6 separate regions of the Homo sapiens genome follow, and all the other regions are linked to region 1. The links are chromatin loops, found by intact Hi-C in ENCODE. Cell type or tissue: PC-9. All regions are shown on one strand. Each heading gives the region's core, and the rest is flanking DNA. Links, peaks and the distances in the headings are about the cores only.

Evidence for each region. Peaks named below come from ENCODE experiments on the same cell type or tissue, not always from the same donor. Only the 100,000 strongest peaks of a DNase experiment are listed, where the experiment ranks them.
Region 2: a loop joins it to region 1, with 8 times the contacts of the local background. A loop is called at or near these places in 3 of 110 quality-filtered maps.
Region 3: a loop joins it to region 1, with 7 times the contacts of the local background. A loop is called at or near these places in 71 of 110 quality-filtered maps.
Region 4: it touches region 1 in a loop (7-fold over the local background); 52 of 110 quality-filtered maps call a loop at or near these places.
Region 5: a loop joins it to region 1, with 3 times the contacts of the local background. A loop is called at or near these places in 12 of 110 quality-filtered maps.
Region 6: a loop joins it to region 1, with 2.8 times the contacts of the local background. A loop is called at or near these places in 52 of 110 quality-filtered maps.

What each region holds. Positions count from the first base shown.
Region 1 is chr10:77,844,702-77,849,393 of GRCh38, reverse strand. The region is part of intron 5 of DLG5 (discs large MAGUK scaffold protein 5); the gene reads left to right. Among named protein-coding and RNA genes, the nearest start is that of DLG5, 80 kb to the left of the region's middle. In PC-9, for the core only: CTCF peaks have their summits at 2,390 and 2,591 (motif pointing left); DNase peaks (open chromatin) are centred at 2,613 and 4,113; H3K27ac peaks cover 1,350 bases.
Region 2 is chr10:77,941,699-77,946,390 of GRCh38, reverse strand. No RefSeq gene overlaps it. Among named protein-coding and RNA genes, the nearest start is that of DLG5-AS1, 17 kb to the right of the region's middle. In PC-9, for the core only: no CTCF peak of the experiment used is centred there; DNase peaks (open chromatin) are centred at 1,700 and 2,860; H3K27ac peaks cover 3,214 bases.
Region 3 is chr10:77,971,571-77,976,262 of GRCh38, reverse strand. POLR3A (RNA polymerase III subunit A) reads left to right here. Exons shown (of 31, transcript NM_007055.4): 31 at 1-1,114. Among named protein-coding and RNA genes, the nearest start is that of DLG5-AS1, 47 kb to the right of the region's middle. RefSeq lists an enhancer at 4,645-4,692. In PC-9, for the core only: a CTCF peak has its summit at 1,643 (motif pointing right); no DNase peak of the experiment used is centred there.
Region 4 is chr10:77,923,630-77,928,321 of GRCh38, reverse strand. It overlaps DLG5 (discs large MAGUK scaffold protein 5), which reads left to right and starts at 1,567. Exons shown (of 32, transcript NM_004747.4): 1 at 1,567-2,105. The coding sequence starts at 1,802. It overlaps DLG5-AS1 (DLG5 antisense RNA 1), which reads right to left and starts at 1,510. Exons shown (of 1, transcript NR_024585.1): 1 at 1-1,510. In PC-9, for the core only: no CTCF peak of the experiment used is centred there; a DNase peak (open chromatin) is centred at 1,991; H3K4me3 peaks cover 2,999 bases.
Region 5 is chr10:77,896,970-77,901,661 of GRCh38, reverse strand. All of the region lies in intron 1 of DLG5 (discs large MAGUK scaffold protein 5), which reads left to right. LOC101929347 (a long non-coding RNA gene) reads right to left here. Exons shown (of 5, transcript XR_007062208.1): 5 at 1,456-1,530. Among named protein-coding and RNA genes, the nearest start is that of DLG5, 27 kb to the left of the region's middle. RefSeq lists an enhancer at 1-505. In PC-9, for the core only: no CTCF peak of the experiment used is centred there; a DNase peak (open chromatin) is centred at 2,341.
Region 6 is chr10:77,909,648-77,914,339 of GRCh38, reverse strand. All of the region lies in intron 1 of DLG5 (discs large MAGUK scaffold protein 5), which reads left to right. It also overlaps the pseudogene RN7SL284P. Among named protein-coding and RNA genes, the nearest start is that of DLG5, 15 kb to the left of the region's middle. RefSeq lists cis regulatory regions at 4,323-4,333, 4,368-4,378 and enhancers at 4,256-4,400, 4,301-4,445. In PC-9, for the core only: a CTCF peak has its summit at 2,681; a DNase peak (open chromatin) is centred at 2,549; H3K27ac peaks cover 1,579 bases.

The sequences.
Region 1 (4,692 bases), core at 458-4,457:
GTAGGCCAGCAGCAGAGGAAGCGGGGATAAGGGGATGGCCACAGGCTTGCTCCCCGCTGGGCCCAAGGGCAAAGGTCAACCTCTCTGGACAAGGGCAGTTTTGTTGCCGGGTTCCTCCCACGCCTTGTAAACTTGAAGAGGCCCTTGCAGGGTAAATGGTGCTGTTTGACTTGAGTGTTTGCTTGAGGGATTTGTGGGGCTTCCCGGCCCTCTGCATGATTTATCTCAGAGGAAATGAGGCAGCCCTAGGGGAGGGGGCGCCATGGTTGAGAGCAGCACACAGGTGTTTTGTCCATATGTGTGTTTTGCTGGGGAGGGCCTCTGCCTGGCATCCCCATCTCTGGGTTTGGGCAGTCCGAGTGCACCTTCTTGGATTCTTCTAGGCTGTGTCAAGAATGCCCAGAAGACCCTGACAAGGCTTGGTTGGGGAATCTAAGTAGAGGGTGTTTTTGCATCTTTTTTCTTTACTAAAATAGTGTGTATTCTTTAGTTAAAATAGAAAAAAAATCTTCAACCAATGTGGGCAGCCACCCACCTACTCAGATCCAGCCTAGCTTTGTGGAAATGACCATCCTCTGTGTAAACCATTGGGATGGATGTGTATCCTTGTAGATTTTTTTTTTAATGTCACATTTAATACCCATATAGTTTAATTTTTATTCCCTGAAACCTGCTTTAAAAAAAAATCCTACAATATATCATGGGTTTCCTTACATTTTCTGTGAATTTGCACATACAAAAAGGTCCTTGCTTGTTTTGTTGTCTGTCAGGTGTTAATCGAATTCTGTGTGGAGCGTCTTGGTGGTCAACATCTTCCCATGTTACAAACCATGTTTCAGTGGACACACATGTCTTTGTGTTCTTTTGCACACATGTTTTGAAGTTTGAGCCTTACAGGTAGAATTCCTGGGACCAGGGCAGTGCACATGTTCTCCTAGGTCCTGCTAATCTATTTGGGAAACCTCTCAGGCCCCGAGAGTCTTCTCTCTCCTCCTCCTTGCCCTTTCCCCTGTCTTTAAAATATACTTTCTCTTGTAATTCATGAAAGTTGATTTTCTTGTCCCAGGTATCCTGAATGAATGCCCTTTGATGGGCCTGGAGGAAGGAAGAGAGGAGAGGGGTTTCCTGGTTGCTGAAGGGCATCCCTTACAGAGAAGCCCACAGAGGAGTGTTCTGACCAATGTAGGGTACAGGTAGGAGGGTTGGTCTCTTCCTGGCCTCCCTGCAGGGAACAGCTTAGACTGTGGCTGTCTTTGTGCCTCCCCTGTGCAACTTCCACCCATTTCTCCTAAGCCCCTTGAACTCACAGGCCAACTGTCCCGTGCTCAGGCTGGAGGGACATCATCTCTAAAGACTGCTGCCTGCCTGAGTGGAAAAGTTGACTCTCAGGCCAGGCTCAGGGCTCACGCCTGTAATCTTAGCACTTTGGGAAGCCAAAGTGGGTGTATCACTTGAGTCTAGGAGTTCAAGACCAGCCTGGGCAACATAGTGAGACCCCCATCTCTACAAAAAATAAAAAATCAGCCAGGTGTGGTGGGGCGTGTCTGTGGTCCCAGCTACTTGGGAGGCGGAGGCAGGAGGATCACTTGAGCCTGGGAGGTTGAGGTTGCAGTGAACTGTGATCACTTTAATTTTAGAATTCTGGGCCAAATTTAAATATTCTCTCTTCATTAGCTTTTGCTGGGAAGCTAAACATTTGACTGTAGTTAGGTGTGTGTGTGTGTGTGCGCACTCGTGTGTGCATGTGCATGTGGAAATACCTACCAAGAACATAATCCTCTGATGGCGAGAGGGAAAAATTCTAGACCAATAGATTTAGTTTTTTGGATTCTCCGGAGTTAACCATGACCTGGTTCCCCAGCTTTGTTCAGAGGCTGTTGGTTACATAGTACAGGCCTGGCACTGAGTCCTGTTTGTAGAGAAAGGGTGAGAAGTGTTTGGGGCCTGCGAGCCTCTTTGAGTATCTGGATGCTGCCCTGTGGGAACAGGTTATTCTGTTTGACTCCAAGGCTAGAGTGAGAACCAGAGGTTAGGAGTTGCAGGGAGGCGGAGTAGCTCCCGGTGAGCACGACCCTATCCCAAGGAGCTTTCACTTGTGGAGCAGGCCGAGGGTGGCCGTCATCGTGGTGGAAGCAAGCAGTACGGGGCCTGATCTCTCTCTCTCGGTCTTCTGACCCGAGGATCCTACCATGTTATGAAGGCTGGGGGGAGCAGCTGAAAGGACCTCGAGGTCTGTGACCCACCCTGTCGCACTGGGAATTCGTGGCCCACTCTCACGGCCCTTGCTGGCAGCCTGATTCACACGGCCCTGAATCATCCCTGGATTGTCACACAGGCCCGGATCCAGGCCCCTCAAGGTTAGCCATTCAGGGGACTGCAAAGAGGCCAAACCATGGTATAGACTCCTGATTCTGCCGAGCACTTGTGGAGGTGGGCTCTGCGGGCTACCACCCAGAACCGGGCTTTGTGTCATTTCAAGGCTGCCTTTGGAATGAGTTTGTTTCTGAGCTGGGAAGGCGGGAAGCCGCTGCAGGAGAGCGTTGGCTCGTCTCCCCGCGGCTGCCACCTTGTGGGGAACTCAGGCAATGACAGCCTCCTTTGTTCCCCAGCAAAGCAGACTCATTTGGAGCCAATGGGGTTCTCACTTGGCTTAGGGGATGTTTAGACAGTAAAACATTTGAGGTAATTTTTTTTTTTGAGACAGAATATTTCTCTGTCGCCAAGGCTGGGGTGCAGTGGCACAGTCTTGGCTCACTGCAACCTACGCCTCCTGGGTTCAAGTAATTCTCCTGCCTCAGCCTCCGGAGTAGCAGGGATTCCAGGTGCCTGCCACCACACCCGGCTAATTTTTGTATTTTTAGTAGAGACAGGGTTTCACCATGTTAGCCAGGCTGGTCTGGAACTTCCAATCTTGTGATCTGCTCACCTCGGCCTCCCAAAGTGCTGGGATTACAGGCGTGAGCCACTGCGCCCGGCCTGAAGTAATTTTTAATTGGCATTTTTGAGGTATTGCTCACCAATCAGGGCAATCCAGTTTAGATGCTGGACCTTTCCAGATGTGGGTAGAAGGCGTTGGTTGACCAGATGTCAGGACTGTCCTTCACTGACCCAGTATAGTCATGGTGAGCCCATTCTTCGTCTTTTTTTTGAGACGAAGTCTCGCGCTTGTCACCCAGGCTGGAGTGCCATGGCGTGATCTCGGCTCACTGCCACCTCCGCATCCTGGGTTCAAGCAATTCTCCTGCCTCAGCCTCCCGAGTAGCTGGGATTACAGGTGCCCGCCACCACGCCCAGCTAATTTTTGTATGTTTAGTAGAGACAAGGTTTCACCATGTTGGTCAGGCTGGTCTCAAACTCCTGACCTCAGGTGATCCGCCTACCTCGGCTTCCCAAAGTGCTGGGATTACAGGCATGTGCCACTGTGCCTGGCCAGGGCTTTTTTTTTTTTTTTTTTTTTTTAAAGAAAGATTTTAGATGTAGAGTGGGCACTGTCAGTGAGGTTCTGTTTCTCAGTGTGCATTCCTGTTTTGCAACAGTGATGCCATTTTACAAAACAGTGAAGATTTTGACTGCCTGAGATACCTGTGTACTGCTTTTTAAAATAAGTTCTGTATTTTTGGTGTACTAGTAAGATTTCCCTTGAAAGAAAATGTTCTGCTTTAAAAATAAATAAAGGAAAAAGAATGAGCCTGAAATGAACCAATCCTCCCTCCCTCTCTCCCTCCCTCCTTTCCCTTTCTTTCTCTCTCTTTCTCTTTCTCCTCCCCTTCCTTCCTTCCTTCCCTTCTTCCCTCCTTCCCTCCATTTCTCCCTCTTCCTTGACTTCCTCTTTAAGAGTCTACAGTCCTAGAATCTAATGCTTAGGTCTTAGAGGAAGACCTTACTTTCTTGTTGCTATGATTCTGACTTTTAAATTAAGCCCTCTTTTGCTTTTTGTGTTTTTCGTGTTTATTGAGAGCTGACCCTAATTCCAAAGGGAGTGTTCCATCGTCCCAGCTTCTGGTTCTCTAGGCTGCAAACGCTTGATAAACCAGGCTGCCACTGAATGAGCCAGGTGATTCCTCGGCTGTTGGAGCTGGAAGGGCCAGACAAGCTTTCCTGGTCTAGCCTGGGCATTTGAGGAATCCGGAAGCTGAAACCCAGAGAGGTGGAGTGACTCACCCCAGGGCTCAGATCCCATGAGGTGCTTAGCCAAAGCCAGCAGCCCCCCTGGCAACCTCTTAACTCATCTTCTTGGTTTGTTTTTTTCTCTATAACAGCACCCCAAATGAACTTTAGTGCCTGTCATTTAGAGTAGAATGCTGTCTAGCTTAAAACCCTCCACAGCTTCCTGTCTCACTCAGGAGACAGTCTTCACTGTGAGGCCTGCGGCCATGGCCACCCCCATGCCCACACCCACTTCTCCAGGTCCCCTTTGAACCCACCTCCCCCTGTGCATTGGGCTCTTGCTACTCCGCCTTGCCCCTCTCTGTCTCTAGAACACGCCTGCAGGCCCTGCCTCTGGGCCTTTGACCCTGCCCCCCTCTCTGCCCAGTGTGCTCTCGCTGCTCTTCTTCATTTGCCTCTGAAGTCGCCTTCTTCAAGAAGCCTCTTCAGCCTTAGCCTCCCTCACAGACCTCCACTCTGCTGCTCAGATGGCTCTCTCCAGCCCATTATTCTGTTTTATTTTTTATTTTCTTGATAGTTCTTACC
Region 2 (4,692 bases), core at 185-4,184, 97 kb before region 1:
ATTGTTCATTGTCCTGCAAAATCCATTCTCCCTCCTTCCTTAATCATGAAACTCCCGGATTTTAGCTGGGCACACAGCCACCAAGAACAAGGACTACATTTCCCAGTATCACTTGCAGATCTTTCTTTCTGTGAGATTAAGCTCTGGCCACTGGAATATATGCAGTGCCTGTGTGACTTTCTGAAAGTGTATTCAAAGGAAAGAGACAAAAATTTCTTTTTGTCTTTCCTCCTTCTTGTTGGCTAGGATATAGACGTGATGGCTGGAGCTCAAGCAGCTCAAGCCATTTGCAGAGACAGTGGAACAAGAGCAAAGGAACCTACCTCGTGGAGCACTGTATCAGTCTGGATAGCTGACTTCAGACTTTCATTTATGTGGGAGAGAAATGTATTTCTGTTTTGTTTAATCTGCTGTTATTTGGGGATTTCTGTTACTCACAGAAAAAAATAATTTTTTATTTTGGGTTTTTTTGTGTTTGTTTTTGTTTTTTTGAGACAGAGTCTTGCTCTGTCGCCCAGGCTGAAGTGCAGTGGCATGACCTTGGCTTACTGCAATCTTTGCCTCCTAGGTTCAAGTGATTCTCCTGCCTTAGTCTCCCTAGTAGCTGGGATTACAGGCGCCCGCCACCACGCCTGGCTAATTTTTGTATTTTTGTAGAGACAGGATTTTGCAATGTTGGTCAGGCTTGTCTCAAACTCCTGACCTTAATTGATCTGCCCACCTCAGCCTCCTAAAGTGCAGGATTACAGGCATGAGCCACTGCACCCAGCCAGAAAAAAATAATTTAACTGACTGTCACAGTAGCCAATGAACCTTGGGCTTACTCCCATCGGGGGTCTCTATACACCATTTTTCTTCTCCTCTTTTTTTTTTTATTGAGATAGGGACTCAGTCTGTTGCCCAGGCTGGCATACAGGGGTATGATAATAGCTCACTACAGCCTCTAATTCCTGGACTCAAGTGATCCTCCTTCCTTAGCCTCCCTCCCAAAGTGCTAGTGTGTGAGCCACCATACCTGACCTTTTCTTTTTTTTTTTTTGATATGGAGTCTCACTGTGTCACCCAGGCTGGAGTGCAGTGGCGTGATCTCAGCTCACTGTAAGCTCCGCCTCCTGGGTTCACGCCATTCTCCTGCCTCAGCCTCCCAAGTAGCTGAGACTACAGGCACACACCACCACACTCAGCTTATTTTTCTGTAGTTTTAGTAGAGACAGGGTTTCATCATGTTAGCCAGGATGGTCTCCATCTCCTGACCTTGTGATCCGCCCACCTTGGCCTCCCAAAGTGCTGGGATTACAGGCATGAGCTACCACACTCGGCCACACCTAACCATTTTTATCCTCCCCTTTCCCCAAACGCTTACCCTGATGAAACTAAGAGAGTTCAATTGGTATTACCTGTTAGGAGAGACTACCCTAGTGCTACTGAGTAAGTTGAACTGCAAATGAGACAGTCTAGAAGCAGATGCATTTCAGAAAACAGTTAGGCACTAGCTGGGAAAGTTGAAAATCACATACCCCATGACCCAGCACTTCCTCTTAAATATATTAAATAGATGTGTGCATTAGGAGTCACATACAGCAGCATTGCTAGTAATTGCCAAAGACTGGACACAATCCAAATGACCATCCACAGGAGAATGGCTAAGTAAGTTGTGGTATGTTTACACAATAGAATCGGCCATGCAGCAGTGAGAATGTATACCTACCACCACAAGCATCGACACAGGCAAAAGTCCAAAAAATATTGCACAAGGAAAGCAAGCCACAGAAGAAAACGTGTGGTCATAAATTCAAAACAAGGCAACGTCTTGTCTTGTGACATAGACATTCACAGTCAAACAATAAAGAAAAGTAAGAAAATGGCCAGAGGCAGTGGTAATGCCTGTAATCCCAACACTTTGGGAGGCCAAGGCAGGCAGATCACTTGAGGTCAGGAGTTCGAGACCAGAGGCAGTCTGGCCAACATGGTGAAAGTCCATCTCTACAAAAAATACAAAAATTAGCTGGGCGTGGTGGCAGGTGCCTATAATCCCAGATACTTGGGAGGCTGAGGCAGGAGGATCGTTTGAACCCAGGAGGTAGAGGTTGCAGTGAGCCGAGATTGCGCCACTGCACTCCAGCCTGGGCAACAGAGCGAGACTCTGTCTCAAAAAAAAAAAAAAAAAAAAATTAAGAAAAGTAAGAAAATGAGCCAGGCACGGTGGCTCGCGCCTGTAATCCCAGCACTTTGGGAGGCCAAGGTGGGTGGATCACTTGAGGCAGGGAGTTCAAGACCAGCCTGGCCAACATGGTGAAACCCCATCTCTACTAAACATACAAAATTAGCCAAGTGTGGTGGCGCATGCCTGTAATCCCAGCTACTTGGGAAGTTGAGGCAGGAGAATCCCTTGAACCCGGGAGGCAGAGGTTGCGGTGAGCCAAGATCATGGCATTGCACTCCAGCCTGGGTGACCGAGCGAAAGACTCTGTCTCAAAAAAAAAAAAAAAAAGAAGGAGAAAAAAAAAAGAAAAGTAAGAAAATGATTCCCCTCAGAATCAGATTAGAAGTTAGATGAGGGCAAGAGGCGGGGAATGATGATGTCATGGAGGGGGCCAGGAAAGGCTTCTGAGGTTCTGGCAAGGTTCTATTTCTTATCCTGGGGGCCAGCACATGGGGGTGACTATATGGGTGTTTGCTTTGGAACTGTTCTTGAAACTATACACATACATTTTCTGCTCTCTGGTGCCTGTAAGAGAGATGGAGGGAGGAAGAGTGAAGGCACTGTTTTGACAGTGGAGGGGGAGAGAATGAATGCCTTTTTCCCTCTTCCTTCCCTGTCAGCATTCATGACTCATTCCACCACTATTTAGCACTTACTCCATTCTGCTTGAATTACTGTTAGCTGTTAACACGTCTGTCTCCCTCTGTCATTAATTTATTCATTCAGCTGACAATTACTAAAAGTCCCCAAGGTGTCTGCAGGAGAAAGGGGCGACTGAAGAGAGTTAACCAATAAAAGGAAACAAACCTGGCCTCTTTCCTCCAGCAGCTCAGTCTTAGGGTGGGGGACGGGAGAGACAGATTTCTCTGGAGCTCTGTGGCAATTTGGCCCTATGCCCTCAGGGCCTGGGCTCTAACAGAGGTGGAAGCACGGGATCCACCTGAGAACCGGGACTCGTTTCCTGCTGCCCTGTATCCTTCACTACCTGGCGCAACCATGGAGACAGCTGCTGTGTGTTAGGGCCTGGGTAAGTCAGTGTGAGTCTCTGCAAGCTTCAAATGCAAGTTTAAATTGAAAGCCTCGTTGACTATCCCGGGGAAGGGATTTCAGAGAGTCCTGGTTCACTGTCCTGATAAAATTCACCCAGCATGCTAGTTAAAAATTCAGGTTTTGCCGGGAGCGGTGGCTGACGCCTATAATCCCAGCACCTTGGGAGGCCAAGGTGGGTGGATCACCTGACATCAGGAGTTCAAGACCAGCCTGGCCAACATGGTGAAACCCTGTCTCTACTAAAAACACAAAAATTATGGCCGGGCGCAGTGGCTCATGCCTGTAATCCCAGCACTTTGGGAGGCCGAGGCAAGCAGATCACGAGGTCAGGAGTTCCAGACCAGCCTGGCCAACATGGCAAAACCCCATCTCTATTAAAAATATAAAAATTAGCCAGTGTGGTGGCATGCACCTGTAATCCCAGCTACTCGGGAGGCCAAGGCAGTAGAATTGCTTAAACCTGGGAGACAGAGGTTGCAGTGAGCCGAGTTTGCACCACTGTACTCCAGCCTGGGCAACATAGCAAGACTCCATCTCAAAAAACTAAAAATAAATTTTAAAAATACAAAAATTAGCTGGGTGTGGTGACAGCCGCCTGTAATCTCAGCTACTCAGGAGGCTGAGGCAGGAGAATTGCTTGAACCTGGGGTAGGGTGGGGTGGGGCGGAGGCTGCAGTGAGCCGAGATCTCGCCATTGCACTCCAGCCTGGGTGACAAGAGCAAAACTCTGTCTCAAAAAAAAAAAAAAAAAATTAGGTTTGGCCTGGTGTAGTGGCTCACACCTGTAATCCCAGCATTTTGGGAGGCCGAGGCAAGAGGATCACTTGAGCCCACAGGTTTGAGACCAGCCTGGAAAACAAAGCAAGATCCCGCCTCTACAAACATTTTTTAAAAATTAGCCCCATGTGGTGATGCGTGCCTGTAGTCCTAGCTACTCAGGAGGGTAAAGTGGGAGGATTCCTTGAGCCCAGGCATTTGAGGCTGCAGTGAGCTATTACTGCACCACTGCACTCCAGCCTGAGTGACAGAGCGAGACCTTGTCTCAAAAAAAAAAAAAAAAAAAAAGTTTCTCAGGCTCTTTTCCTAGGTTGAAGCCCAGGAATCTGGATGTAAAACTAGCTCTTCCAGTGTTACGTGTGTTGTCTGGTGATACGTGTGTCCTGCTCTTTTCTGAGTGTAAACTATATTTCACCATCTGGGAAGCCCTGAAGTGAGTGGGTTGGGGGTTAGCAGAGTGGCCTCCTCAACCCCGGGAAAGTGCTAGGTCTGAGGCGGAGAAGGCCTTATTCATATCTCTCGGTATCTCTCTTAGGGGTCAGTGAATGTTTGTGGAAGCCAAATGAACTAAGAATAAATGAGAAAGAACCCAACATTTCTCTGAAATATAAATGAATCCTGCTCCCAACTTTGGAACACGCAAAATACTGTTCTATTAGTAT
Region 3 (4,692 bases), core at 1-4,000, 130 kb before region 1:
TGCTATTGGTAAGGCTGAGGTGGAAGGTTCACTTGAGCCTGGGAGGTGGAGGTTGTAGTGAGCCAAGATCGTGCCACTACACTCCAGCCTGGGCAACAAAGCAAGACCTTGTCTCAAAAAAAAAAAAGAAAAAAATTAAGCGTAAAAAAAAATTAGTTTTTATAAAAAATTATAGTTTGACCTTTTGATTTCCCTGCATCTACAAGGTAGACCTATTAACTTCTCTTGGGGTATCAGTGATGTGGAAAAAAAATGCCATTTTTCTTAATGTTTAACCCCCCTTTATCTTTGAATTGAGCTAGAGCCTGGTTTAGGACAAAGGATTAAGTTTGTTAATGAACACTAATTCAGGGCTTCTACTTGAGACCCCACCGAGATCACCAGTTCTCATGTAACCTGGGAAGAGCCATAAAGGGGTACCCCCCACCCCAACTGCCTTCCTGGAAGCATGCCTGGGAAGTAAGCTGTAGGCCTGATCCGAGCCAGGACCACTGGGATCCGTGCAAAGGCCAGGGGAGGGTAGAATTGAATCATAGGAGTGAACTCCGGCACCTGTTGTCTTCTGCGGGTGACGCACACTTTAAATGGAAGAGAGGTTGTGGCTATAACTTGTGGCTGGGAATAATAAAGATGGCACCGCCAAGGAGCCTCACCTTGCGTGAGTGAGTACTCAGTTGGGCGCTGCAGGGTCTGGAGTCTGTGTGAGACGTGTGTGATTGTGATGGGTGCGAATCAGCGTATAGCACTTGAGAACAAGGCAGACCTTGGAGCAGAATGGTTATGTGAAGGATCACATCACCCATGGGTAGGGGGGGAAGTCATACGTCCTGGAGGTGCTGGTCCTCCTCCTGGAACTGCCAGCCTTGCTAGGACTATCAACATCAACAGCATTGCCTGGTAAACCCTACTGTTTGTGCTCCCCACTGTGTCCCATGACTGGTGTTAAAATTCTCCCTACTTTGATCATCTGCCCTGCCCAGGCCTTGGGCTTTATGCCAGCACAGAGCTCAAAGGCCAGGTAGCAGCACATCCTCAAGCATGAGAGCTCAAAGGGTTACATTTGAGTCTCTGTACCTGCTTGGAAGAAATAAAAATACGTGTGAATTCCATCTCATCCATGAATAGTTACAAATTCTTGACTAGCATTCTGTCCAGTTCTTTGCCATTTTTACGTCTTTTTTACAAGGGAGATTAAAATAGCTCCTGACTCAGTTACAGCTCCCTGCAGTGTTCAGCACTTTAGGGGTGGGAGAGACATTCTGGAGTCCTTCAGTATATATATGTGTCAGTTAAACTATGGTGCCGTGTTTCTATTTCAGGGTTTATCCATGTGTATTCCCATTGATTCATGTCTGATTGAACCTGGCATTGTATGTTTACTTTTCTTGATTTTTGCTGTCTGTTGGCAGACCTCTTTATTTTTCAGCCAAAACCCAAGAGAGGAAATATTTGCGTTACCTAAAACTATAGCAGAATCATCCTTATGGGTTGTGAAAAAGGACGTTGGCCTTGTATGAGTTCTAACTCCTAGAATGAGAACCAACCCCCGTCAGGAGCTCACCTCTTCGGGTGCTGGAGGTCAACAGTGAATGCCCCAGTTACCCCCACCCCTGTGACTTAGAAATGTAGGAAATAAAGTGCCCTCTGAGATGCAGCTAATCCAGTCCCAGTAGGAGGCGCTGAAAGGACTCAAGTCTGGAGTCTGAAGGGCCGTCTGGCCAGGATCAGGTGCATAGCTTAACTTTTATTCATTCAACAAAGATTTAAGGCTTGCTACTTCCAAGGCACTGTTCTAGGTATTAGGGGTGCAGCAGTAAACACAATAGGTGAATCAGATGTTAATACATCTGGCCAGGCACGGTGGTTCACGCCTGTAATTCCAGCACTTTGGGAGGCCGAGGCGAGTGGATCACCTGAGGTCAGGAGTTGGAGACCAGCCTGGCCAACATGGTGAAACCCCGTCTCTACTAAAAATAGAAAAATTAGCTGGGTGTGGTGGCACGTGCCTGTAATCCCAGCTACTGGGGAGGCTGAGGTAGGAGAATTGCTTGAACCAAGGAGACAGAGGTTGCAGTGAGCCGAGATCACACCATTGCACTCCAGCCTGGGAGACAGAGCGAGACTCCATCTCAGAAAAAAAAAAAAAAAAAAAAAAAAAGATGTTAATACATCTAAAAGGAATTCCACAGAAGCGGGTGAAGCAAAAAGGCTCAGGTTCAGTGTGCAGAAGTGTGTCCAGCACACTCTGGGGTGGAAGCTGCAGATCAAGGGATTGTGCTCCCGTGGGCACATCAGGCCCACCAGGGTAAAGAAAGGTCCTTCTGTGGCTGCAGCCCTCTGGTTCCAACCCCTCCCACAGGGCCTCTCATGACACTAATTTGGCCTCCTTACCTTAGGCTTGGATTCTGGGGAGTGTGCCCTGAGCGAGGACACAAGCCTGCAGTCACTGGGAAACGTTGCCACCATCCTTTCCTCAACCTACTGGCAGTGTTAGCGTGTGAACATTTGAATCCATTAATATTTGCTACACTTCTGCTCTGTGCCAGGCAGTGCACTAGGCCCTTGGGGAAGGTCCCTGCATGAATGGAGCTTACCATCTGGTCAGGGTCATCTTGTTAAGAGCCTGAGTTCTACAATCAGTGTCAGGATTTAAATCCCAACTCCCCCTTTCTTTTTTTTATTTTTATAATTTTTTTTTTTATTTTAAATAGAGACAGGTCTTGCTATATGTTGCCCAGCTGGTCTCGAACACCTGGGCTCAAGCAATCCTCTCAAAGTGCTGGGATTACAGGCGTGAGCCGCCATGCCCAGCGTCAATTCTCCCTTTCCATCTGGTGCACATGAACAAATTACTTAACCTCTCCTTGCCTCACTTTACTCATTTATAAGCTAGGAATACTGTTTAGTAGTGTTTGACTCATTGGGTCATTGTGAGTTTTAAACGTGATTACACATAAAAAGGTCTTAGTACAGTGCCTGGCACATAATACACATTAAATGTTTGCAATTATTAATACAGTGACTTTTTTTTTTACTGAAAAACATGGTCTGTGAATTCACAACTAAAAACCAATCCCCTGGCTCTCTTTATTTGACCCTAAGTGGAGCTTGGTGGACTTGGGATCCAGCCTCCCTAGACATAATGACTACCCAGCTGTCTGCTCAATCAGTAGGTCGTGGGAAGTATTTTACATGGGGGGGGAGAAGGGTTCGGGAAGGGGATGGATGTGGCCACTGTGTGGTTGAGGGCTTGAACACTTTAATGCAGGCCATAAGGTAAGCGTGATCTCATTTTAGAGTCACAGGTAGTAAGACCAGAATAATTCAGACAGGCAGGTTTTTTTGTAGAGGTATGGATGTTGACAACAGCTATGTATTTAGATTATGTAAGAAGGTATCCCATAAGGGAGAACTTAACATTTTTCTCTCTCTTTAAAAGAATATATTAGGGCCGGGCACAGTGGCTCATGCCTATAATCCCAACACTTTGGGAGGCTGAGGCTGGTGGATCATTTGAGGTCAGGAGTTTAAGACCAGCCTGGCCAACATGGTGAAACCCCGTCTCTACTAAAAATACAAAAATTAGCCGGGTACTAGTGGTACACACCTGTAATCCCAGCTACTCAGGAGGCTGAGGCAGGAGAATCACTTGATCCTGGGAGGCAGAGGTTGTGATGAGCCAAGATCACGCCACTGTACTTCAGTATGGGTAACAGAGTGAGACCCTGTTAAAAAAAAAAAAAAAAGAAGAAGAAGAAGAATGGAACAGAAAATGGGTATGACAAGGACAGAGGTAGGAAGTGACCCTATGTTTTTTGTTTGTTTGTTTTCCCAGACAGGTTCATGCTCTGTCGCCCAGGCTGGAGTAGAGTGGCGTGATGATCTCGGGTCGCTGCAACCTCTTCACCTCCCAGGCTCAAGCAGTCCTTCCCATCTCAGCCTCCAGAGCGAGTAGGACTACAGGCACATTGCCCAGCTAATTTTTCTTTCTTTTTTTTTTTTTTTTTTTTTGGTAGAGATGGGGTTTCACCATGTTGCCCAGGCTTCACTCTGTTCTATTGTACCTTTCTAATTTTGTACCTTCTGAAGGTCTTGCCAGTTTTTGTTTTTTTTTTTAATCAATACCTAGCAGCCTGGGCAACATGGCAAAACCCCATCTCTACAAAAAATACAAAAAAATTAACTGGGCATCATGGCTCACATCTGTGGTCCCAGCTGAGGTGGGAGGATCAATTGAGCCCAGGAGGTGGAGGCTGCAGTGAGCCAAGATCCACTGCATTCCGGCCTGGGCAACACAGTGAGACCCTGTCTCAAAAAAATAAATCAACAGCTGATGGTAAAGAAATCCAGTCATCTTGGAGCAGACCCTGTCCGGGAAGGTACTTGAGTGTTCTCAAGGTAGTTGAGTGGTCCCTTCCAGTGATAGCAACGTAAGGCTGGTAGGCACCAGTCACCAGTTAGGACAAGGTGACCAAAAAATGCAAGTCAACAAGCCTGAAATACATAGGATTTTCTTTTCTGACATGAAAAGTCCACAGTAGGCATTCCAAGGCTGATACGACAGTTCACCAAGTTGTCGGGGAGGGACCCAGGCCCCTCCCAGCCTTCTGCTACACCACCCCTCCACCATTCCTCATGGTTCAATGTGGCTGCTGAGGTTCTAGGCATTCCAGCCAGGAGAAGGGGAAAGAG
Region 4 (4,692 bases), core at 323-4,322, 79 kb before region 1:
CAGAAAAATATATAAATGTTCACAAAAAAGTTGAGATCATGTCAAAAGCTTCATTGACATCCTTGAGCTTATTCATGAAGCCAAGGCTAAGAACCCCTGATCTAATATTCTCCCTCCACCATTTTTCCTAAGGACAAAACAGATCAGCAAGGATTATTGGTTTGTTCCACCTTGTGCAGCTGCTTAGAGGGGAGTCCAAGTCCAAAGTGCAAATTCTGATACTCTTGTTCTTTCTACCATATAGTGAGTTCGTTTCCATAAATAAAAACGACTTCTCCCCTTGAAGAAGCAGACTAAGAAGACACTGCTTTTTGAGGGAAGGGAGGAGGCATGTGGCTGGGACTGGCAGTGTGGGTAGACAAAGTGCCTCTCACCCCCAGCGAGATCCACTCATTCCAACGTAGATATTTGAAATGGACCTGGGTTCCCACTCTACAGAGGAGCACTGCGGGATCACTGAGCGCAGTCAGAGTTCCAGCTTTGAAGGACCTTGTCCTGCAGTCAGGGAGGTAAGCAGTATGTGTCCACAAACGGCTGTCGTGGAAGAGAAGACATTCTTGGGCTTTAAGGGGGACTGCAGATCCTTTCCAAGTCATCAAAGGAAGCAAGGTAGTCCGCTGATTTGTCTCCCTCTGAGACATTTAGGGGGAGAGCGCCTCACTTGCCAGAAAGACCAAGGACTGCACCGCAGACACCCACCTTTCTTTTCCTCATCCGGCGACACATCCTTCCTCCTGCCAACATCCTAACTCCTTTACACTCTGGGGACCAGCTCTTCTCAAATGCTGGCGCGGGGAACAGCCTATTTACCGCAGTTGAGGCGATTTTACTGGGAAATTCTCTTAGGAGCTCCTTGGAGAGGGAAAGCCTCACGGATTCGGCGGAGGTCTTAATCTGGAGATGTCCAAATTTAGGGGAAACCCTCCCCACCATTTGTCTCCAGGCTGTATTTTGGAGTTCTCAGATTAGGACCCTCTGGACTGGGGGCAAGATTTGTATGAGGGGGTCTCCAGCAGCTTGTGGGCTGGCCGCGTGCCAGGCCTGACTCCGTGTCCCCCACCCCCGGCTGCGCCTGGGCCTCGGGGGACCGGGAACCAGCCGGCGCCGCGTCCCCGCCTAGCGGGCGGGCCGGGGACCCCTCCCCTCCGCCCGTCCCCTCCTCCCCTGCTGCCGCCTCCCGGAGGGACGGCCTGGGGAGGGGAGAGAGGAGGGACGGGCCGGCGGCGGCGGGGCTGTGGCCACGGGGGAGCGGGTGGCGGCCGCGGGGCCCCGGTGAGCCGGGCCGGGGTGCACGGGGGCCGAGGCGGCCTCCGAGCCGGGCCGGAGCTGTCGGGAGCCTGGGAAACACGGCCCAGGCGACTTTCTCCCGGGAGTTGTAGTCTTGCTCTGGGGGCGGCGCGCGGCCCGGCTTTCGGGGCGAGTTTTCTCGCGGGGCGGGCGGCGCGCGCGGAGGCTGAGGGGGAGGGGGAGCATGCCCGGCTGGAGCCCGGCCTCGGGGCGCGCCCCGGCCGCCGTCCCCACCTCCGCCTCCTCCTTCTCCTCCTCCGTCTCCTCCTCCTCCTCTTCCAGTCCCGCCGCCGCGGCAGCCAACATGGCTGCGCTCCGGAGCCCGGGAGGCGGCCGCTGCTGAGCGCCGCCCGCCGCCCCGGGCCCCCAGCCCGCCCAGGCCCCGGCCCATGGCTCCCGCCGCCTCACGGCTCCCGGCGCCCTAGGGCTGCTGCCGAGGTGCTCGCCTGCCCGCCCGCCGGCCTCGGGGGGCCCGGGAGGCGTCCGGCGGGGCGGGGCGGCGCGGCCCGCCACCATGGAGCCCCAGCGCCGGGAGCTGCTCGCCCAGTGTCAGCAGAGCCTGGCCCAGGCCATGACGGAGGTGGAAGCCGTGCTCGGGCTGCTCGAGGCCGCGGGAGCGCTCAGTCCCGGCGAGCGGCGGCAGCTGGACGAGGAGGCGGGAGGCGCCAAGGCGGAGCTGCTGCTCAAGCTGCTCTTGGCCAAGGAGCGGGACCACTTCCAGGACCTGCGGGCGGCGCTGGAGAAGACGCAGCCTCACCTGCTGCCCATTCTCTACCTGAACGGCGTCGTCGGGCCGCCGCAGCCCGCCGAAGGCGCGGGTGAGTGGCAGACCCTTGGCCCCCGCCTCTGGGACGCGCCCTCCGCTTCTCCCTCCTGCTGGCCGAGGGTACCTCGCCGGGGCCGCCGCTCCACCTGGCGATGGCCTCGGTGGACTCGCTCCTCTGGCCCAGTTGGGGAGGCGGCGGTGCGCGGATCCCGAAGTCCCGCCGCCTCCCCCAGTCCCGCCGTTCGCTGTGAACAATGCCCCCCGCTGAAGGCCTTCACTCTCAGGTGCCTCGACGACAGGGTCCCCGGGGGCCACCAGGTCCAGTAGCGGGTAGGGGGTACCTCGGAGGATGTCCATCAGTCCCTTTTCTGAGGCTCCTCACCGTCCGCTAGCTTTGGCACCCTGTGCTAGCCTTTAACCAAGGGTACCGTCCAGAAGAATGGGACTTGGGCCAGGACCCCTACTCTTAAGTTTTGGTCGCTGCCATCCTGTGCCGGGGCCACAACTGCTTTTTCATTTTCTGGCTGTCCCAGCTCCTTTTTCTCTGCTCAGAGCCCAGTCTCTCCCAGACTGGTGGCTGATTGTGCACAACGCCTGCCTGGGTTTCTTTGGAAACTGGGCCCGGAAAAGTTGGGGAAGTTGCATTGCACCATGGGAAAATCCTAGTAGTGGCTGCTGGGGCTAAGTTCTCTCCCTGAGAGCACAGAGCTGCTTAACGAGGAAGGCTGGTGACTGGTTCCCTTGAGGGTGCCTTTTGGAACCCCTGTGTCTTTGGTCTTGGGGATGACTGATTTGTAAGTGTGTGTCTGGGTGCAGGAACGGATACTGGCGGGAGTTTCTGACAAGTGGTAGGCTTGTCCTGGCCTGGCCGTGGAGTGTGGAAGCCAGCCTTTTTAGACAAGGCAGCTGGAGGAAGAAGACATGGCACTGAGGGAGGAGGAGAACTAGCATTTATTGGGCATCTACTGTTGTGGCAGGCGCTCTGCTTTATCACGTTCAGTTGTCGTTGCCACTATGTGAGCTTTCTGTTATTCTTTGCCAGAGAGAAAACTCTGGCTTGGAGTGGTTAAAATGCTCAGAAAGTATTGGGCACCAGGAATTTTGAATTATAACCTATTGTTTGATTTAACTTGTTCAGAGCCAGGAAACAAAGTGCCATCTTTCTAGGTCTTGTCCCTGTTTTAACAGTGAATCGATAGGTACAGTAAAAATAAATAAGGATATATGTATAAAAGAAAAACAAGTGAACCGAGAGGGCTGAGAAACTGCCCTTAGCAACCTGAAGGTCAAAGGCTGATGGGACCCATTTATTTGGCTGTTAAAAGCCCCACTTATTAAGGGAATGATTTTATAAGGCATTCCTGGTAACAGCTCTCTTACGTTGGCCATCTTAACCTCAATTTTTGTAGCTGCAGGAAACTGACAGAGAGACTAAATTGCTGGCCACACAGCAGGTCATTTCATTGGTGGCCCTCCCGTCTCCACTTTGAGCTTCTGACTTGCATCTCTGTCCCTCAAACCTGCATTCTTTCCCCCCAGTTGTGGTCATGTCAGAGTTACTGGGCAAACCTAGTCCTTTCCTGGGATAGTGCTTTGGGAGATGCTAGGAAGGGACTGTCAGATGTGGCCATGAGGATAAGGACAGAGGGGATCTCAACAAAGTAATTTTTTTCTTTTTAATTGTATCTATGTATCTATCTAATCTATCTCTGAATGAAGAAGTTAAGATCTGTTTCTGAAAGTCTTTCGTAAAGCACAGAACTTAGTACAGACTGGAAGTCTGCGTTGGGAAGCATGTGAATCAACGCTCGCCTTAATCTCTGAAAATTGATTGATGGATCAATTGCCATTAATTAGGTCTCACCCTTTCCGTGTCTGGTGGAGAATGTGGGGCCTCATGGGGCTGAAGTTCTAGGAGCTAGTCTTGACCTCTAAGGAAGGCAGAGATTAGGGTTTGGATTTTATCCCCTAGGGCATTGATTTCAGACCCCAGTTTTACCACAATGCAGAGTTATGTGACTTTGGAGAGGGTCATGAAATCCTTAGAAAAATACTTTTCAAGGAGAAGTTAAGTTCATTTTACTTAATGCATTAGAAAAACGCTGGTTGGGTGTGGTGGCTCATGCCTGTAATCCCAGCACTTTGGGAGGCCGAGGCGGGCAGATCTCTTAAGGCCAGGAGTTCGAGACCAGCCTGGCCAACATGGTGAAACCCCGTCTCTAATAAAAATACAAAAATTAACTGGGCGTGGTTGTGGGCGCCTGTAGTCCCAGCTACTTGGGAGGCTGAGGCAGGAGAATCACTTGAATCTGGGAAGTGGAGGTTACAGTGAGTTGACATGGTGCCCTTGGATTCCAGCCTAGGTGACAGAGCAAGACTCCTTCTCAAAAAAAAAGAAAGAAAAAAGTTAGGACAGCATTTGGTATGGCAAGATGCCACCTGAAGCCCCTGGGGAAGAGGGTGACATGGTGTGTCAGCAAACAGTGGCGTGTTGGGGGCTTTTGTTTTTTTGAGACAGGGTCTCACTGTGTCACCCAGGCTGGAGTGCAGTGGCACAATCTCGGCTCACTGCAGCCTCCGCCTCCTGGTCTCAAGCCATCCTCCTGCCTCAGCCCCGCAAGTAGCTGGGACCACAGGCA
Region 5 (4,692 bases), core at 232-4,231, 52 kb before region 1:
GTGCCAGGAGGCTGGGGTGTGGGCTTCCCAGCCATTGTCTGCAGTGCGGGAAGGAGGCCCCAAGGTGCCTCCCCACCCGTCAGCGTGGACCGCAGAAGTCACGGATGCTGCCTTTCTGATGCGATGCAGCAGTCTTTCCTCAGAGGGCCATAGCTGCACTGTGTGGATGTGCTACTTCCTGACACCGGCGTTAGTCCAGATGGGTTTGCTCAGGTGCACCCAGCCAAGGGGTAACTCTTTGCCAGGTGTAACCTCCAGGATGCTACTGTAGATGGGCTGTTTACCAGTTGTCCCTGTAAAGGTCAAGTCTGCTCTGACGGCCCTGTTTCTTGGTCTGTAAGTCAGAAGGAACATCATTTATTCACTTCTTCAAGTAAACGTACTGTGCTGTAGTAGTCAGGATGAATGGTCCACATTAGGGAGCAGACGGCAGCACAGCTGACTTGGGGACTGATAAGTTGTGCCTTGCTGTGGGCGCTTGGGAAACACATCCAAGGAAAGGGATTGTTTTTCTTTTTTCTTCTCTTTTCTTTTTTTTTTTTTTTTTGAGATGGAGTTTCACTCTGTCACCCAGGCTGGAGTGCAATGGCGCGATCTTGGCTCACTGCAACCTCTGCCTCCCGGGTTCAAGCCATTCTCCTGCCTCAGCCTCCCAAGTAGCTGGGACTATAGGCGTGCACCACCATGCCCGGCTTGCTTGCTTGCTTATTTATTTATTTATTTACTTGAGACGGAGTCTCGCTCTGTCACCCAGGGTGGAGTACAGTAGCACGATCTTGGCTCACTGCAACCTCCGCCTCCCGGGTTCAAGCAATCCTCCTGCCTCAGCCTCCTGAGTAGCTGGGATTACAGGCTCATGTCATCACATCTGGCTAATTTTTATATTTTTAGTAGAGATGGGGTTTTACCATGTTGGTCAGGCTGGTCTCAAACTCCTGACCTCGTGATATGCCTGCCTCGGCCTCCCAAAGTGCTGGGATTACAGGTGTGAGCCACTGTGCCCAGGCTTTATTTTTGTATTTTTAGTAGAGACGGGGTTTCACCACGTTGGCCAGGCTGGTCTCAAACTCCTGACCTCAAGTGATCCACCCGCCTTGGCCTCCCAAAGTGTTAGGATTACAGGCGTGAGCCACCATGCCCAGCCAAAGGGGATCGTTTTTCTCTTATGGAAGGGGGCCCCGGGGTGAAGGTCTGTCTCCTGAAGGAGATAACTTGAGAGCAGAGCTTTCTGGGCTGAGTAGAAGTTCATTAGGTGATAGGTAGGTGCGTTCCAGGCAGGAGAAGCAGAAGCGTGAGGATATGCATTAATGTAGGACACAGCCAGGTGTGCCAGGTGACCATGGGCACCGTGGTGACTGGACAGTGGCTGGGTCAGGGAGGGGTTGCAGGAGATGACCTGGAGAGGAGGTAGAGGCTGTGCCAAGGACCCAGCCTTGTGGCCTCCCAGATCTGGCCTCCAAATCTGCTTCTGTTTCTGAGCTGTGACGCTTAGGTAAGTTGCCTAGTGTCTTGGAGCCTCAGCTTCCTCACCTGTAAGATGCAAGCAATAAGACGAATTTTAGAGGGAGTTATTAAATGATATAATATATATACACTGTAGAGCAGAGAACTTGACACATAGTCAAATGTTCACTAAGTGTTTATCTCTTCCTTTTAAAGTCTGGGGTAAGGCTTTTTGACTTTAGGCCAGAGGGAGCCGTAGAAGGTTGTGGAGGATGAAATTGATAAGATTATATCCATTTGCTGTTATGTTTGGGTGTTGGTGTTGTGTGGAGGATACTGGTCCAAGATAAGGATGAGTGAGGAGTGAGAAGAGCCTTCCTCTTTCATGGTCTCTTTCTGGTTTTCTCGTCAGCCATCTCCAGTGGGCGGCAGGGATGGCTTGCCAAGGCTCTGAGCTGAAGTTTTGGAGGAAGAGGCCAGGGTTTAAAATGTGTCCCTGGTGAGCCAGCTACCCCTGAGCGAACCTATAGGAGTGGACACTTGCTGAGCACAAGTCTGGTCATGAGAAAGTGGAATGAGTATGAGGAGAGGGGCAGAAAGCTGGGCCTTGAGCCTGTGGAACTGTGCATTGTAGTGTAGCCATAGAAAGCATTTGTTGACCACTCATGTGTGCCCCGGGAGGTTGCAAGGATCATCTCATCCCAGCAACTCTAAGATGAAGGCCACTACTCTCCTCATTTTACAGATGAGGGAACTGAGGCATAGAGAGAGTAAGTCACTTGCCCAGAGTCCCAAGCCAGTGAGTCGGGATTTTGCCCTTGGCTGTTGGAATCCTGAGGGCACGCCCATTGTACTGGGGTGGAGAATTGGAGCAGGCTTTGGGGAGTTTTCTGCTACCAGTTCCTGCTGGCAGATTTCCATTGCCCACAAGGAAGAACGCTGCAGCAGGGTGTGTTGGTCTGTGGTGAGGTGGCTGCCTCTGGAGGTGCTGAGCTCCCCCAGTCTGGGAGGGCCTGGATGGCTGCCTGGCCTGGATGCTGCCACAGCAGAGTCAGTGCCATCCTTACTAGGGAGATAGGTTACATGCTACCCTAGCCCTTGCCAACTTCAAGGCGGATGGGACCTCAGAAACCAAGCCCTGCAGGAGGGCACAGATGTGGGAGAATTCAGAGGAAAGCCATCTTCAGATTGGGCCATGAGTTGTCTGAGTACGTGGAGAGTGGCAGGTCTGGGGTGCTACCTGCTGTTTTCCAGCACTGGCTAGTTGATAACAGCTGTCCTGGGCTGCAAACCTCTTTGCCGCATCTGGGTAGGAGGAGAATCCTGGGATTGCTGCCCCGTCCCGGCGTGGGTGACTTTGGGTGAGTGCCCTCCCTTTCTGGGTCTTTGCATCTAGCATTTGGTGACCTTGCACAGCACGGAGCTTCCTCTACTTCCTTACCGCCTGCCTGGCCCTCTCAGGCATGCACAGGCCTGTCAGGAGCCAGGCCATGGAGGGGGCAGGGGCCCACTTCCTCAGGAGCACTCAGGGCAAGCCCTGACCTGAAGGGATAGACGCGGGGCCCAGCCGCGTGACTCGTGTGCCGTCAGGAGCTGCTCCTGCGCTGGTGCCAGGTGGTGTCATTGGGGTTCGGATTAAAAGATAACTCTATTGGCAGGAGGAGGCAGGCCTTTTCTGGCTTTAATAGCCAAGCCCACAGCCTGCGCCATGCAGCATCTCCCAGCCCCTGCTCCCATGTGCCTCTGCCTCTCCTTTTGCTCCCTGTGTGCCCGGAGGGCTGGCAGGGGACCCGTCCTCAGATTGTGCTGCTAGCACTGTCTCCCCTACCTTGTCCCCAGCTCCCCTCTGTGGAGAGGTTTTTAAATCCTACGAGCAATTCAGGATTTGCTTCCCTTTTTCTCTCTCCTTCTCCAAGAAAAGTGAAGTCCCAGGGAACTGCAGAGTCCACGTGTGGTAGAGGGTGGAGATGTGGAAACAGAATCCAGGTCTTTGGGGAGGCCAGGTTGATGGGGACATGCAGGGCTGCTTTGGCCTAAGCGTGGTGGCCAAGTGAGCCATGTGCCACTTGGTCACCTGCGCTGATGGAGAAGGCTGTTCTGGCTCCTGGGAGGAAGGTGCTTGTGGTAGCAGCAGCTACCCTGAGGCCAAAGCTTCCTTGAAGCCATGCTGGTCTTGAGTAGTGTTTGGTGGTCCCACACTCCTGAATGGGCAATCACAGGACTTCGGAGGGTCTCTGGGGAGCCTCAGGGGCTATGCTATCTATGGGAAAGGAGATAGAACCTGCCTGGAAATTCTACCACTCTCCAGTGACACAGAGACAAGGGGACCAGAATATTTGGATAGAATATTTTCAAACTTCATCATGTCTCCTGTGTTTGTATAGGCCCTCATTTTGGGAACCACATCCTTTTTTTTTTCTTTAATTCTACCACTAAGAAATTATATGATAGATCTTTTTCTTTTTCCTCTCTTTTCTTTTGTCTCTTTCCTATCTCCCCCTTTCCCCTTCTCTCCCTTTCCCCCCTCCCCCTCTCCTTCTCTTTCTCTTTCTCTCTTTGTAGAAATAGGGTCTCACTATGTTGCCCAGGCTGGTCTTGAACTCCTGGGCTTAGGTTATTGACCCACCTCGGTCTCCCAAAGTGCTGGGCTTACAGGCATGAGCCAACCAGATTTTTTCTTCAAGTGTTATTTTTATCTGTTTGCCTAAACATTAGTTTATTAAGAGGAAAGATTCTCTTAGGATATTTTCCCTTTTGGGGTACATGAAACATGGCAGCAGTAGCACAACATTACTCACTTGTTTTTAAATCAATTGTTAAATAGCAAAAATTATTTATTTATTTATTTATTTATTTATTTTTGGAGATGGAGTCTCTCTCTGTTGCCCAGGCTGGAGTGCAGTGGCGCAGTCTCCACTCACTGCAACCTTCGCCTCCCAGGTTCAAGCTATTCTCCCGCCTCAGCCTCCTGAGTAGCTGGGTTTACAGGCATGCACCACTACATCCAGCTAATTTTTGTATTTTTAGTAGAGATGGGGTTTCACCATGTTGGCCAGACTGGTCTTGAACTCCTGACCTCAGGTGATCTGCCCGCCTCAGCCTCCCAAAGTGTTGGGATTATAGGTGTGAGCCACCATGCCTGGCTTTTTAATTTTTTGATGCCTATTTTTTTTTCCTGCAGTAAGCAACAAATATTTTATAGAATTATTTGGGCAGTGGGATTATTTTTCTTCGAATTTTCTGTTTTAA
Region 6 (4,692 bases), core at 249-4,248, 65 kb before region 1:
TAGAGAACAAGCTCCCAGCCTGTGCATGGAATCAGGAGGCATCCCAGGGCATAGGCCATACTTGGAGTTCAAATGGGAGATGCCCAAGGCAGAGGCCTGCAGTGGACGAGGAGGCCCATGCTTCTCTGGGCTGCTCAAAAGACACCTTCACAATTCTTTGGTCCTGAAGCCCACATTTTTAAGGAGGGCATTGCTGTGACCTGTGAGTTCAGTTCCAAAAGGACCTTGAAGAGCTTGTTTTTGAGGAAAGGATACTTAGAGGGACTTAGATGCTGCTCATTTTCAGATGGTGCAGGGTATGTGATAAGACCTGATTCTCTTTGATCCCAGAAAGCTGAACATGGTCTGATTGCCAGAAGGTACTTGGAGGTAGAATTGAGTTCATTTTAAGGAAGAACCATTCTCCCTCCCTGTCTTTCTTCCTTTTAAAATTCTATTAAAGACTTTCAAGAGCCAGGCATGGTGGCTTATACCTGTAATCCCAGCGCTTTAGGAGGTCGAGACAGGAGGATTCCTTGAGCCCAGGAGTTTGAGACCAGCCTGGGCAACACGGCAAAACCCCATGTCTACAAAAATAAAAAAAAATTAGCTGAGCAAGGGGACACTGCCTGTATCCCCAGCTATTCGGGAGGCTGAGGCGGGAGGATTGGTTGAGCCCAAGAGTTTGAGGTTGCAGTGAGCTCTGAGTGTACCACTGCACTCCAGCCTGGGAGACAGAGCCAGACCCCAGCTCTAAAAAAGTAAAAAATGAAAAAGACATTCACACATGTGGAAGAACAGAGAGGATAATGTAACAATCACCCATCTCTCCCAACCAAATCCCAGGCAGCATGTCATTTTTCTTATAAATACTTAAAGATGTGTCTCTAAGAGATGAGGCATTAATAATAATTTCTTAATGTTATCAAGTTGCCCGGGTGATGCTCAGTTTTGCTTGTCTCAAAGATGTCATTTTATTGGTGGCTTATTAAAATCAGGATTTTAGCAAGGGCCACCCACTGCATTTAGTTGATGTTGTCTCTGAAGTCTGTTTTATAATCCCTGGCAGCTCCCCTTGCCCAGGCCGGTTGTTTCAGGAAGAACTTTTAAAAATGATTGGTGCTATCCAGCTCTGGAGTGGACTGTTCTAGGTGGCGACTTGCAATCCTGAAACTGTTTAGCCATGGTTTCCTCAGAGGGCTGATGCAAACAATTAAATGAAATAACACGTACAAAGTGTAAATGTCTTTTATGACTTAAGTTTTTTATTTTTATTTTTTTTAGCCATGAGGTCTTTTTTGTTAACTGCACTCTTAGGTGAGAGCCAGATCTGTAAATTAGACGAGAGAGGCACTGATGGGGAGTATGGGCTTGGAGCTTGTCCCTTGAGCTTGTGGCCTTCTTGAGGCTCCTCCACAGGTTTCCCTGGGGTTCTCCACAGTTCACAGAACCCAGTTTGAAAACCACTGGTCTGCTTGCTTTTGGTTTAAGATGCTCCCCATGTGGGAGAGGGAAGCACCACCTGAAAGCCTCACCTTGCTTTGCGTGAGCTGAGCTGGGGTGGTGAGCCACTGCTGGAGCCAGAGGCTGCAGATGGTGTTTTCACTGGGTACTCTTGTCTTCACCTGCTTCCTTTGTAGGTTTCCTCTTGGGATGAACTGTGCTTTTAAAAAAGACACATAGCCACTTTGTGGCGAGTAAAAACCACTCTCTGTTAACCAGGACAGTGATGTGGGGAGGAGCAGAGTGAAAATCCCATCAGAAGGTCAATTGCAGTGAGCAGTGGTTACTTTTTTTTTTTGAAAAATTATTCTTGTGGGCATGCTGGCATGTTCCTGTAGTCCTAGCTACTTGGGAGGCTGAGGAGGGAGGATCGCTTGAGCCCAAGAGTTCTGGGCTGTAGTGTGCTATGCTAATCAGGTGGCCAGTTTGGCATCAATATGGTGACCCTGGGAGCAGGAGACCACCAGGTTGCCTAAGGAGGTCAGAAATGGAGCAGGTTAAAACTCTCATGCTGATCAGTGGTGGGGTCATGCCTGTGAATAGCTACTGCACTCCAACCTGGGCAACATAGTGAGACCCTACCCCATCTCTATAAATAAATTGATAGATAGATATAAATAGAAAAATTAACCTTTTTTTTTTTTTTTTTTTAAAGAGACAGGGTCTTACCCTGTTGCCCATGCTGTCATGATTGATGGCATGATCCTAGCTCAATGTAATCTTGAACTCCTGGGCTCAGGCGATCCTCCTGCCTCAGCCTCCCTGAGTAGCTAGGACAACAGGTACCCACCATCATGCTGAGCTAATTAAAAAAAAAAATTCATAGAGATGGGGTCTCGCTGTGTTGCCCAGGCTGGTCTTGAACTCCTGGCCTTAAGTGATCCTCCCTCCTCAGCCTCCCAAAGTGTTGGGATCACAGGCATGAGTTGCCACACCCAGCCTGTTTTTTTTTTTTTTTAAGAAAATGTTATCACTTGTTTGCCTTACCCCTCTATTGCATAAGAGAACTGTTCGTTTTTATGCGTAAACAAGCTCCTGCTAACATGCAGCCTGCCGTGGGGGCTGCAGGGCTGCCCGTGTGGAAAGCGGTGCCATTAGAGATGGCCATCTCTGACTCAGAGCTGCTGCCCTGGTGGCCACCTCAAGCCAGGGTGTGTTTTCCCTGCCAACAGGATTTTTATAGATGTGGCATGCCTCTCAAACCTCTTCTTCAGAGTCCACCCCAGTTTGCTTGTCTGAATGGTACCTCCCTGGCTCTAAGATGACCCCTGAGTCCCCAAATTAAATCTGCACATATTTGACCATTGCCAATCTGCTATCCAAATGTAGTAAAGATCTTTCCAGCCAATATTGAGGAAGGTGATAGCAAAACAAAGGAAACAAAATCTAATTCTATTTACATATTTTAACGTAAGAAGTAATACTTTAAAATACTTTAATTCTGGCTAGGTGTGGTAGCTTACACCTGTAATTCCAGCACTTTGGGAGGCAGGCGGATTGCTTGAGCCCAGGAGTTCGAGACCAGCCTGAGCAACATAGGGAGACCCCATCTGTACAAAAAATACAAAAATTAGCTGTGGCGCATGCCTGTGGTCCCAGTTGCTTGGGAGACTGAGGTGGGAGGATCCCTTGAACCTGACAGGTAGAGGTTGCATGAGCTGAGATTGGGCCAGTGCACTCCAACCTGGGTGGACAGTAAGACCCTGTCTCAATCAATCAATCAATCAATAAAACACTTTAATTCTTAAAAAAAATATATAGTGGCCTTTTCAGTATTCATGGTAACCTCTATTCTCATTCCAAGTAACCTTTCTTCTCATCTGACCAGAACTTCTTTTCCTGTTTATGTTTTTTTTTTTTTTTTTTTTTTCCTTCAGACAGAATCTCGCTCTGTCACACAGGCTGCACTCCAGACTAGAGTGCAGTGGTGCAGTCTCAGCTCACTGCAACCTCTGACTTCCAGGTTCAAGAGATTCTTGTGTCTCAGCCTCCCCAGTAGCTGGGATTACAGGCGTGTGCCATCACACCCAGGTAATTTTTGGTATTTTTAGTAGAGACGGCGTTTTATCATGTTGGTCGGGCTGATCTCAAACTCTGACTTCAGGTGATCCACCTGCCTTGGCCCCCCAAAGTGCTGGGATTACAGATGTGAACCACGACGCCCGGCCTACATTTCTTAAGGAGCCTATGATTGTTGAATGCCATGGCTGGAAGGGATCTTAGAAACCACTTTGCCCAAACTCCTTATTTTACAAATGAGAAACAGGTCTCTTCCCAGGCTGGGGTTCCTTCCAAGACTTCTTTACCAGGAGCAGGCTGGGTGGGAAGTCTCAGATCCGTGGCTAGTTTTTCCTGACATTCTCCTGGCTTTGTGGGCACCAGCCTTTACAGTGAGGGTGAGCAAGTGACACAGCATCCCAGTTTCTGGACTTGAGCTACAGCCTTTAATTCCTGATCAATGAAAAAAATCTTTTATCAGCCTCTGCAATTGATATTTATCTTTTACAGATGGGCACACTCGGCCAGTAGAGTTTGGTAGCCTGCTCAGGGCCATCAGCTGCTGAGAGGCTAGGCAAGCCCTGGAGTCCTTGTCAGTTTTTTGATAATGACTACCTTTACTCGGTACTGCAGGCCACCCTGTGACCATTTCTGTGGTCTGAGCCTTGCCTACCTCTCCACCTCTCTTCGTCACAGCATTCGTCCATTCATTCAGCAGATGTGTTCTGAGCATCTGTCACACTGGGGGCTTTCTGGATGTAGACGTAGGACGTGATATCTAAATTGAGTGCTGAGTCGGGGAATGGGTCTGATGCTGGCAGGGAGACCCATGACTCCTTTTTGTGACACAGCAGAAACTCTGGGTGCTGGCTGCCGTGGCTTCTTCTTGCTTAGTCACAGGGCAGAGTTCAGGCAGGAAAATGAGGCCACCGGGCCTCTTGTCCCAGGGAAAAAAGCCTTTTATAAAGATAAGAGGATAAGGCCCCGTGGACACTGAGTTGGGACCCACCCTGATAGCCAATCTCAGTAGGAGCTGGATCCAAGAAAAAGCAGGAAAGTAAACAAAACCAAAATGTGCTGGTTTTGAGTCCTTCTCCTGAAAAAAACGGAGCTAAACCCATGGCGGTTTAGAGTTTAGGGGCTGTGGGTGTGAGTATATATGCGCCTATGTATCCCCCCACTCATTTTTGCTAGAAAATGGCAAACCACCTT